2 separate regions of the Homo sapiens genome follow, and region 1 is linked to region 2. A link is a loop called in an ENCODE intact Hi-C map of the cell type or tissue named here. Cell type or tissue: dorsolateral prefrontal cortex. All regions are shown on one strand. Links, peaks and the distances in the headings refer to the core of each region. The heading gives the core; the rest is flanking DNA. Region 1 overlaps GAB2 (GRB2 associated binding protein 2). Region 2 overlaps GAB2 (GRB2 associated binding protein 2).

What was found. A loop is a pair of places that touch in the nucleus more often than their neighbours do. Peaks named below come from ENCODE experiments on the same cell type or tissue, not always from the same donor. Only the 100,000 strongest peaks of a DNase experiment are listed, where the experiment ranks them.
Region 1: a loop joins it to region 2, with 3 times the contacts of the local background. A loop is called at or near these places in 11 of 110 quality-filtered maps.

What each region holds. Positions count from the first base shown.
Region 1 is chr11:78,239,951-78,245,325 of GRCh38, forward strand. The region is part of intron 3 of GAB2 (GRB2 associated binding protein 2); the gene reads right to left. Among named protein-coding and RNA genes, the nearest start is that of USP35, 54 kb to the left of the region's middle. In dorsolateral prefrontal cortex, for the core only: no CTCF peak of the experiment used is centred there; no DNase peak of the experiment used is centred there; H3K27ac peaks cover 1,878 bases.
Region 2 is chr11:78,315,943-78,321,317 of GRCh38, forward strand. All of the region lies in intron 1 of GAB2 (GRB2 associated binding protein 2), which reads right to left. LOC105369402 (a long non-coding RNA gene) reads left to right here. Exons shown (of 3, transcript XR_950343.4): 3 at 2,882-4,537. Among named protein-coding and RNA genes, the nearest start is that of GAB2, 99 kb to the right of the region's middle. In dorsolateral prefrontal cortex, for the core only: a CTCF peak has its summit at 2,986; DNase peaks (open chromatin) are centred at 3,049 and 3,854; H3K4me3 peaks cover 2,204 bases; H3K27ac peaks cover 5,000 bases.

The DNA of each region.
Region 1 (5,375 bases), core at 200-5,199, 76 kb before region 2:
AGCCATTGCTAGCCCAGTGGCCCAACATTCCAAAGCTGAGCTGTGAGCAGCTGTTACACCCTTCCCAGGGGGGTCAAGCAGAAGTAAAGCTAATCCACCTGCCCCTCTCCCCACTCCCTTGGGCCAGAGCTGAAGCAGTATGCTCTCTTCAAGGAAAACAGTATCTTGGCTGCTCAGAACAGTCATGCCTCCACAGTGCCTAAGCTGAAGCCAGTGGCTGCATCCTAGGAAACGGTGCACTGACTCCCCAGAATGAGGTACCCCAGTAGCTAAAATAATATGGTTCCCTGCATTCCAGGGAAAGGATGCCTGGGCTACTCAGAACAGTCACACCCTCCTGGGCCTGAGCTGAAGTAGCACACTGTCCCCTGGGGAATGGGTGCCCTAGCTGAGCTGAGAGGGGGTGCATTCCAAGGCTGAGCTGATACAGGACCCTGTGTTTCAGGGAAAAAGAGCAGTGTCTGAGCTGAGACACCCTGCCCTACAGGCCAAACAACTCTAGTGCCTTGCTTTCCTGGAGCTGCACTAGCCCCCTAGAGTCTGAGCTGTTGAGATACGCCTCTCCCTGGGGAGTAGAGTCATTGCTCTGCTGTTCCCTGCCCCTCTGTAGCCCAAAACACAGCTATACTCTGCCATTCCCGGGTATTTGCTAAGCCTAAAGAGGGACCATGTAGAGTCACTGCTACATGGTGTATCAATCCCTGGGACCCAAGTTGCCATTGAGCCTTATTGACTCAGGTTCCCAAATTCTAGTTGTATCCTCCTCCCTGAAACCAAACCTCCAGAACATCCCTTCTTGCCCAGGGTGAGGCCAGTGCTGTGCTCTGCCTACCAGGGGTAGAATCACAGCTGGCCCCTGACCTGAGCTGATAGAGGGTTCAACAGAGTCATATCATAGATCCTGGCCCGGAGGGCAGTCCACATCCAACCATGCTACGGAGAGTGAACCTGCACCCCAAGACCCAGCTGCCACAATAGGTTCATGAGACTCTGAGCTTAGAAACCCAACGCCACATAAGCTCCAAGCACCAGTACCTAGAACCCAGCACTGCTGCAGCTACTTGTAGGCCATGCCAGACCTGACACTAAGAGGGATCCCCCTGACTGAGTCTCCTCATTTGGGGAAAATGAGAAGAGAAAGACCCAAAAAGCCCTTTACGCTAAGGATATTAACAACCTATGCTACCACCGCTGCTGCACAAACTTCTATAGTCTAGGCCACTGAGGCACTCCCAGTTATTGTTGATGTTGAACATAGGCAAAGAAGCTGCATGGAGACTATACCATTGCACCTAAGTGGAAACACAGTCATCACATCCTTCTCAACTGGAACACTAAAACCCAACTGCAGGTGAAAGTCTTTCTCTAAGAAATCCACTCCAGAAAGTCTGGAAGAGGTGATCTTTCCACCAGAAGCATGGACACTTAACATGAGGACACAAGAAACACAAAAAAGGAAGGAAATATAACACCAAAAAAGCACCAAAGGAACTCTGGCTAGTAACTAGAGCCCAGTGAAAAGGAGATCAACAAATTACAGAAAGGGAATTCAAAATAATGACCTTAAGAAAACTCAATGAGGTACAAGAAAACACACACAATTCAAAGAAATTAGGAAAAAGAATTCACAATATGAACAAAAAAATTCAAAAAAGAGAAAGAAAAAAAAAAACCCAGAAATCTTGCAGCTGAAGAATTCAATGAATGAAATAAAAAACACAACAGAGAGCTTCAACAGCAAACTTGATCAATTAGAAGAAAGAATATCTGAACTTGAAGAAAGGTAGTTTGAAATTACCCAGCCAGAAGGAAAGGGGGAATACAAATGAAAAGAGTGAAGAAAACCTGCAAGACTTATGGAACACCATTAAGATCTACAGGGAGAGACAGACTCTAATATAATCATAGTTGGAGACTTCAACACCTCACTCTCAGCATGGACAGATCACCTAGACAGAAAATCAACAGGGAAACAATTAGATTTAAACTGCGCTTTAGATCAAATGGACCTAACAACACTTCATCCAACAGCTGCAGAGTATAATTCTTCTCATTAGCACATGTGACATTCTATAGGACAGACCTCATGTTAGGCCAAGAGATTTTAAAAGAATTGATATCACATCAAGCATCTTTTCTAACCACAATGGAATAAAACTAGAAATCAGTAACAAGAGGAAATTTCAAAATTGTACAAATACATGGAAAATTAAACAACATGCTCTTGAATGATTTAATGGGTCAATGAAAAAATTAAGAATGAAATTTAGAGCCGGGTGTGGTGGCTCATGCCTGTAATCCCAGCACTTTGAGAGGCCAAGGTGGGCGGATCACGAGGTCAGGAGATCGAGACCAACCTGGCTAACACGGTGAAACCCCATCTCTACTAAAAATACAAAAAATTAGCTGGGTGTGGTGGCGGGCACCTGTAGTCCCAGCTACACAGGAGGTTGAGGCAGGAGAATGGTGTGAACCTGGGAGGCAGAGCTTGCAGTGAGCCGAGATCATGCCACTGCACTCCAGCCTGGGCGACAGAGCGAGACTCCGTCTCAAAACAAAAAAAAAAGAAAAAGAATGAAATTTAGAAATGTCTGGAAACAAATGAAAATAGAAACACAACATACCAAAGCCTATGGAATACAGCAAAAGCAGTATTAATAGAGAAGTTTATGGCAATAAATGCTAATACCAAAAAAGTAGAAAATTTTCAAATAAACATCCTAATGATGCATCTCAAGGAAGCAGAAAAACAAGAACCAAACCCAAAATTAGTAAAAGGGGAAAAAAAAGATCAGAGCAGAAATAAAATTGAGACAAAATAAAACTGATCAACAAAATGAAGTTAATTTTTTCAAAGAATAAACAAAATCAAACCAGTAGCAAGACTGACCAAGAAAAAACGGGAAAAGATCCAAATAAATACAAAATCAGTCTGGGTGTGGTGGCTCATGCCTGTAATCCCAGCACTTTGGGAGGCTGAGGCGGACAGATCACTTGAGATCAGGAGTTCGAGACCAGCCTGGCCAACATGGTGAAACTCCGTCTCTACTAAAAATACAAATATTAGTGGGCATGGTGGCACACGCCTGTAATCCCAGCTACTCGGGTGGCTAAGGCATGAAAATCGCTGGAACCTGGGAGGCGGAGGTTGCAGTAAGCTGAGATCACACCACCGTACTCTCCAGTATGGGCGACAGAGTGAGACTCTGTCTAGAAAAAAAAAAAGAAAAAAAAAGGCTGGGCATGGTGGCTCATGCCTGTAATCTCAGCACTTTGGGAGGCAGAGGCAAGTGGACTGCTTGAGGTCAGGAGTTAGAGACCAACCTGGCCAACATGGCAAAACTTTGTCTCTACTAAAAATAGAAAAATTAGCCAGGAGTGGTGGTGGGCGCCTGTAGTCCCAGCTACCCGGGAGGCTGAGGCATGAGAATCACTTGAACCCAGGAGGTGGAGGTTGCAGTGAGCCAAAATCGCGCAGCTGCACACCAGCCTGGGTGACACAGCGAGACTCCGTCTCAAAATAGATAAAGGAATAAAATAAAAAAGAAAAAGGAGACATTGTAACTGACAGCATAGAAATGCAAAAAGGATCATTAAAGATGATTATGGACCAGGTGCAGTGGCTCATGCCTGTAATCCCAGCACTTTGGGAGGCCGAGGCGGGCAGATCACGAGGTCAGGGGATCGAGACCATCCTGGCTCACATGGTGAAACCCTGTCTCTACTAAAAATACAAAAAAAAAATTAGCTGGGCACAGTGGCACGTGCCTGTAGTCCCAGCTACTTGGGAGGCTGAGGCAGGAGAATCACTTGAACCCGGGAGGCGGAGGTTGTAGTGAGCTGAGATCGCGCCACTGCACTCCAGCCTGGAGGACAGAGCAAGACTCTGTCTCAGAAAAAGAAAAAAGAAAAAAGATGATTATGAACTATACACCAACAAATTAGAAATCCTAACAGAAATGGATAAATTCCTGGACAAACACAACTTACCAAGATTGAACCCAAAAGAAATAGAAAATCTGAACAGACTAATTATGAGTAATGAGATGGAATTTGCAAAAAAAAGTCTCCCATCAAAAGCAAAAACAAAAAAGGGCCCAGCTAAGACCTCAGAAGCACCATCAAAAACAAAAAATAGACAAATGGCTGGGTGTGCTGGCTCACATCTGTAATCCCAGCACTTTAGGAGGCCAAGATGGGCAGATTCAAGATGGGCAGATTCCTTGAGGTCAGGAGTTCAAGACCAGCCTGGCTAATGTGGTAAAATCCTGTCTCTATTAAAAATAGAAAAATTGGCCAGGCATGGTGGTACATGACTGTGGTTCCAGCTGCTCAAAAGGCTAAGCCAGGAGAGTCATTTGACCCTGGGAGGCAGAAGTTGCAGTGAGCCAAGATCGCACCATTGCACTCCAGCCTGTACGACAGAGGGAGATTCTGTCTCAAAAGAAAGAAAAAAAAAAGACAAATGGGACTATATTAAACTAAAAATCTTCTGCACAGCAAAGGGAAACAATCAACAGAGTAAAGAGACAACCTACTGAATGGGAGAAAGCCATTCTGCAAGCTATTCATCTGATGGAAGGTTGATATCCAGCATATACAAGGAACTCAAACAACTCAACAGCAAAAAAAAACAAATAATGGAGTTGAGGCAAATTAGCTGAAAATAGTTATCTTTCAAACGAAGACAGAAAAACAGCCAACATTCATAGTAAAAAAAAAAAAAAAAAAAAAAAGCTTGCCGTCTCACTAATCAGCAGGGAAATGCAAATCAAAACCACAATGAGATATTATCTCACCCCAGTTGGGATGGCTATTTTCCAGAAGAAAAATAACAGATGCCAGTGAGGATGTGGAGAAAAGGGAACTCTTACACACTGTTGGTGGGAATGTAAATTAGTACAGTCGTTATGGAAAACAGTATGAAAGTTCCTCAAAAAACTAACAATAGAACTACCTTATGATCCAGCAATCCCATTACTGGGTATATATCTGAAGGAAAGGAAATCAGTATGTTAAAGAGCTATTTGCACCCCTATGTTTATTGCATCATTAGTCACGATAGCCAAGATAATGGAATCAACCTAAGTGGTCATCAACAGATAAATGGATAAAGAAAATGTAGTATGAGTCCATGTATATGAGGCATCTAGAGAAGTCAGACTCACACAGACAGAAAGTAGAATGGTGGTTTTCAGGGCCTGAGGGAAGGGGAAATGGGGAGTTGTTGAATGGTTAGAATTTCAGTTTGGTAAGATGAAAAGATTTCTGGAGATTGATTATATAACAATATGAATGTACTTTACTGAACTGTGCACTTAAAAATGGTTAAGATGATATATTTATGCTATGTATTTACTACAATTTTTGAAAAG
Region 2 (5,375 bases), core at 55-5,054:
ATCCTACTGCCTGTCAGCATGGCCAGAAGAAAGCAAGCGGAAGAAGGTGGAATAAGCTTGCTTGCTGAGGCTTCTGGCTTCCTTCTCCCCACTCCCCCTCCCCCTGCCATATTGGATGCTTCCTCCCGCTCCTCCTGCCCTTGGACATCAGACTTCAGGTTCTTTGGCCTGACACTGGGACTTGCACGGGGGGCCAGGGGGTGGGTGTCCTGCCTTTGGGACTGACTTAAAGGCTGCACTGTTGTTTTCCCTGGTTTTGAGGCTTTCAGACCCAAACTGAGCCACTACCGGCTTCTCTCTTCCCCAGCTTCCAGATGGCCTATTGTGGGACTTTGCATTATAACTGTGTGAGCCAATTCTTTACTTTCATAATATACATATTATGAAATATGTATAAACTCCCTTTCATATATACATATTATTAGTTCTGTCCCTCTGGAGAACACTGACTAGTACAGGATTATAAGGGGTTAATAACTAGAATATATAAAGAACTACAATAACAACAAAAACAAACAACTTAACTAAAAATTGACAAAGGACTTGAATAGACATCTCTCCAAAGAAGGGATACAAAATGACCAAGAAGCACATGAAAAGATGCTCATGTCACTAATCATTGGGGAAATGCAAATCAAAACAATGAAATACTACCTTGCACCTATTAATATGGCTACTTTAAAAAATAGAAATAAGTGTTGGTGAGAATATGGAGAAACTGGAACCCTTGTGCAATGTTGGTGGGGATATAAAATAGTGCAGCTGCTATAGAAGAGAGTAAGGCAATTCCTCAAAAAATTGAAAATAGAATTACCATATGATCCAGTAATTCTACTTTTGGATACAGACCCCAAAAAACTGAAAGCAGGAACACAAACGGAATATTTTTACACCTATGTTCATTGCAGCATTAGTCAGAAGAGCCAAAAGGTGGAAGCTACCCACATGTCACTGGTGGATGAATGGAGATATAAAACACAGTACATGCATACAATGGAATACTATTCAGCCTTAAAAAGGAAGGAAATTCTGACACATGCTACAGCAGGGATGAACCTTAAGGGCATTAAGCTAAGTGAAATAAGCAGTTAGAAAATACCATGTGATTCCACTTATATGACAAAGTTACATGGCAAGCCTAGAGTAGCCAGATTCAGAGAGACAAAAAATACAACAGTGGTTATTAGGCCACCGGAGGAATAGGGCATCAATGTCTAATGGGTATAGTTTCAGTTTGGGAAGCTGAAAGGAGTTTTGGAGATGGATGGTGGTAATGGCTGCACAGCAATATGAATGCATTTAATGTCACTGAACTATACACTTAAAAGTGATTACGATGGGCCGGGCACAGTGGCTCACGCCTGTAATCCCAGCACTTTGGGAGCCAAGGTGGACAGATCGTAAGTTAAGAGATTGAGACCATTCTGGCCAACATGGTGATACCCCATCTCTACTAAAAATACAAAAATTAGCTGGGTGTGGTGGCGGGCAGCTGTAGTCCCAGCCACTCGGGAGGCTGAATCGGGATAATCGCTTGAACCTGGGAGGCGGAGGTTGCAGTGAGCTGAGATGGCGCCACTGCACTCCAGCCTGGCAACAGTGCGAGACTCCGTCTCAAAAAAAAAAAAAAAAAAAAAAAGATGATTATGATGGTAAACTTTATGTTATGTGTATTTTATCACAATCAAAAGAAGAAATAATTTTTTTAAAAAGTAACATATATTAAGCATTCAGCAAAGAACTTGGCAACGAATCTTTGCTCCTTCCTTTCCTCCTGATGCAATCTTTTGTTTCAAGGTTCTTTTTAAGTTACCTAAGGAGATCAGCCCTAAACAGCCCTGCCATTATATCTGGCTGATCATCCCAGGGTGAATTCTTTTCTTTTCTGGGCTTTGGTTTTGTCAACCATTAAAAAACAAGAAAAAGAAGAAGAAGATTAAACTACATTACATTTCCTTTTAACTCTAAAACTAAGAACACATTGAAGGTAAAAGAACTTACAAACAACCTGGCAGGAAGGAAGAAAAAGATATTCTGGAGCATTTATTATGTGTCAAATATTGTACTAAGGGCTGGGGATCCACAAATATGAATATACAAAAGGAAGATAATTCCTGATTTAGGGGAAAATAATAATAGAAATCACAATCTTGTATATAGTTGCTACTAGAGGGTTACAGGAACAGAACTGATTACCTACCAGGGAAAATCCATCAGAGAGTTGATAATTGAGGGAGACTTCTTTTTGAGGAGGGAGATGAGGGATCAGGAGTGAATCTGGTGGAACAGAGGCAGAAGGGCTATCAGGAGGAGGGACCAGCACAAGCACCTTACAGAGTGCATGCACTAGTCAGGGTCCTGGAACAGTCCAGAGAAGCGGTGGGAGCCAGTCAGGAAAGACATTTTGGGATCTGATTGTTAAATGCCAAAAAAAAAAAAAAAAAGCTGTGAAAAGGAGCTTGACTTTCATCCTGAAGGCAGTGGCGGACCACTGACAGTTTTAACTGGAGAGGGATAGGATCCAGTGTGCATAGTAGAAATATCACTTTGGCAACAGCATAGATGAGGATAGATTAAGGGAAACAGGAAGCCCAGACAAAACAGGATAAGGGCCTGAACAACGGCAGTGGCAGTAGGGAAGGAGAGGAAAGAAAGATCCCTTTGCCTCAAGCAGCTCCCACAGATAAAGGCAGGAATGGTACGCAAACTCCAGAAGGTTGGCTCTTGCACACCAGGGACCTTGAACCACATTCTTATTTCTAAACGGTTTCTGACGAATTCTGAATGTCCCCAGGTCCAGGGCAATCACTTAAAGGGAGGAAACTGGCATAAAAGTTAATCTGTTTCAGCTGCTATGTTATCCACCACCCCTTCTCACCAGAAATAATCGGAGGCAGCACTGGAAAAAGGAGCATCTGGATGCAGTAAAGACCCATCCCTTCCCGCACTGGAGCTGTTGGCTCATCCCTGGAAATCACAACAATCAAGAATGGAGAATCGTTCTTTTCATCCCTTCTCACAGCATTATCCCAGCAACCTCATCCCCTAACAATGGTGTGGTCTGTGTTATGTTTTCCCTCCATCACTGCCCCTCCCTGCTGCTGCACAACAGAGGTGCTGTGCCCCAGAGGCCGCTGAGGTTGCAGGCCTCTCAGCCTCTGAAACAAGGCTGTGAGCGTTTGGATGCACCCTCAGAAGGAGCTGCATAAATAATCAGATGAAAAACACCAAACCTTAACTAAAAATGAATTTTTTTTCCTCCATTTTTTCCTCCATTAAACCAGCTAAAAGATTTTCATGACAATTCCCTGTAGTGTGATAAAACAGACACCCTTGCATGTTGCTCTGAACTATTTGTTAGTATTATGTGTTTGGAAAATAATCTGGCAGTATTTCAAATGCCTTAAAAATGTTCATCCCTTTGTGCCCAATAATTCTCATTTCTGGCATCTGACTTTAAGGTAATAATTCAAAGGAAAGAAAAAGATGTATGTATGAAGATATATATTGCAGTACTAGTTGGGGAAAAAAGTGGTAGAGTTTCTGTTCTTTACAGTTTTCTCCCATGTTTTCCTCTCTAACTTACCCTTAGGCTTGGTAACATTCATCTCTATGGCTCTTGATAGAACCAGACATAATGACAGAAACTGGAATTTCTCACCCATGTTCACAACCTAAACAAGATCTGCTATAAAAATAATTTACTATATGACTAATCATACTTAGCAGAGAGCCACATTTGAGGCCTTTTCATTTTTATGAGATATAAAATTATTAAAGTGCACTTAAAATAAAAAATTAACTTACACATTTATTATTCTACTGTAAACCAGGCACTGTGCCACGGGCTGAGGATACAGCAGTAAACAAAACAGACATGGTCCATGATCTCAGAGCTGAGTATCTGGCAGAGATATAAAGAAACAGACTTTTTTTTTTTTTTGAGACCGAGTCTTGCTCTGTCACCCAGGGTGGAGTGCTGGAGTGCACCGGTGTGATCTCGGCTCACTGCAACCTCTGCCTCCTGGGTTCAAGCAATTCTCCTGCCTCAGCCTCCTGAGTAGCTGGGATTACAGGTACACACCACCACACTGGCTAACTTTTGCATTTTTGTGGAGATGGGGTTTCGCCATGTTGGCCAGGCTGGTCTGGAACTCCTGGCCTCGATCTGCCCCTGCTTGGCCTCTCAAAGTGCGGGGATTACAGGCATGAGCCACTGCGCCCAGGTGAGAAGAAACAGATAATTTTGAAAAACAATTTTATTTTCTTTTTTTCTAGAGACAGGGGTCTCACTATGTTTCCCAGGCAGGATTTGAGCTCTTTGGCTCAAGCAATCTTCTTGCCTCAGCCTCCCAGTAGGTGGGACTACAGGGATGTACCATCATGCCCAGCTAAGAAACAGGTAATTATGATAAAGCATGATCAATATTATGATCAAGGAAAATATGGTGCACCATGAGAATTAATAGCAAGGAAGAGGGTCTTATCCTTGTTCAATGTGGGAAGAAGATAAGGAATTTGGACATCATCCTAAGGACAACAGAAAAGAGGAGTGCTATGGCTGGATTTATGTTCTAGAAAGATCACTCTGGCTGCTGTGTGAAAAGCTTGAGAAGAGCAAGCCTAGCATCAGGTATACTAACTGGGAGATTTTTTTCTTTTTTGAGACAAGGTCTCACTCTGTTGCCCAGGCTGAAGTGCAGTGGTGCTATGACAGCTCACTGCAGCCTCCCAAGTAGCTATGATTACAGGTGTGCATGACCACACCTGGATAATTTTTGCCTTTTTTTTTTTTTTTTTTTTTGGTAGAGATGGAGTTTTGTCATGTTGCCCAGGCTGATCTATCTCAAACTCCTGGGCTCAAGTGATCCACCTGCCATGGCCTCCCAAAGTGCTGGGGTTACAGGCATGAGCCACTGTGCCCAGTCTCAACTGGGAGATATTATAGTCCCAGTAAGAAATTATGGCTTAAACTGTGGTGGGCAATGGAGAGAGAGAGAAGGTAATGCAAAAGAGATATTTAACTGATCAATTTCTTAGTCACTGCTGGAATGTGGGGGTTGAAACAGAGTGAAGAATGACTTACAGGTTTCTAGCTTGAGCCAACTATGACATCTACTGAGGCAGGTTTCCCGAGCTGTAGGCCAAGGATTTGGTCTGAAAAGTTCATGCATGGGTTGGAGATGTACATTTGGATGTCATCAGCATATAGGAAAGGTAACTGAAGCCATGGGGGTGGATATGAGTACCCCTGTACCAAGGACTTATTAACCTTAGCACAGTACTAAGAGCTGTGAGAGAGGAAAGAAGGGGAACAGATGTTTCCGACATCACTCCTTCCAGGATGCTCTCCCACAATCTTCTATCCATCCCTG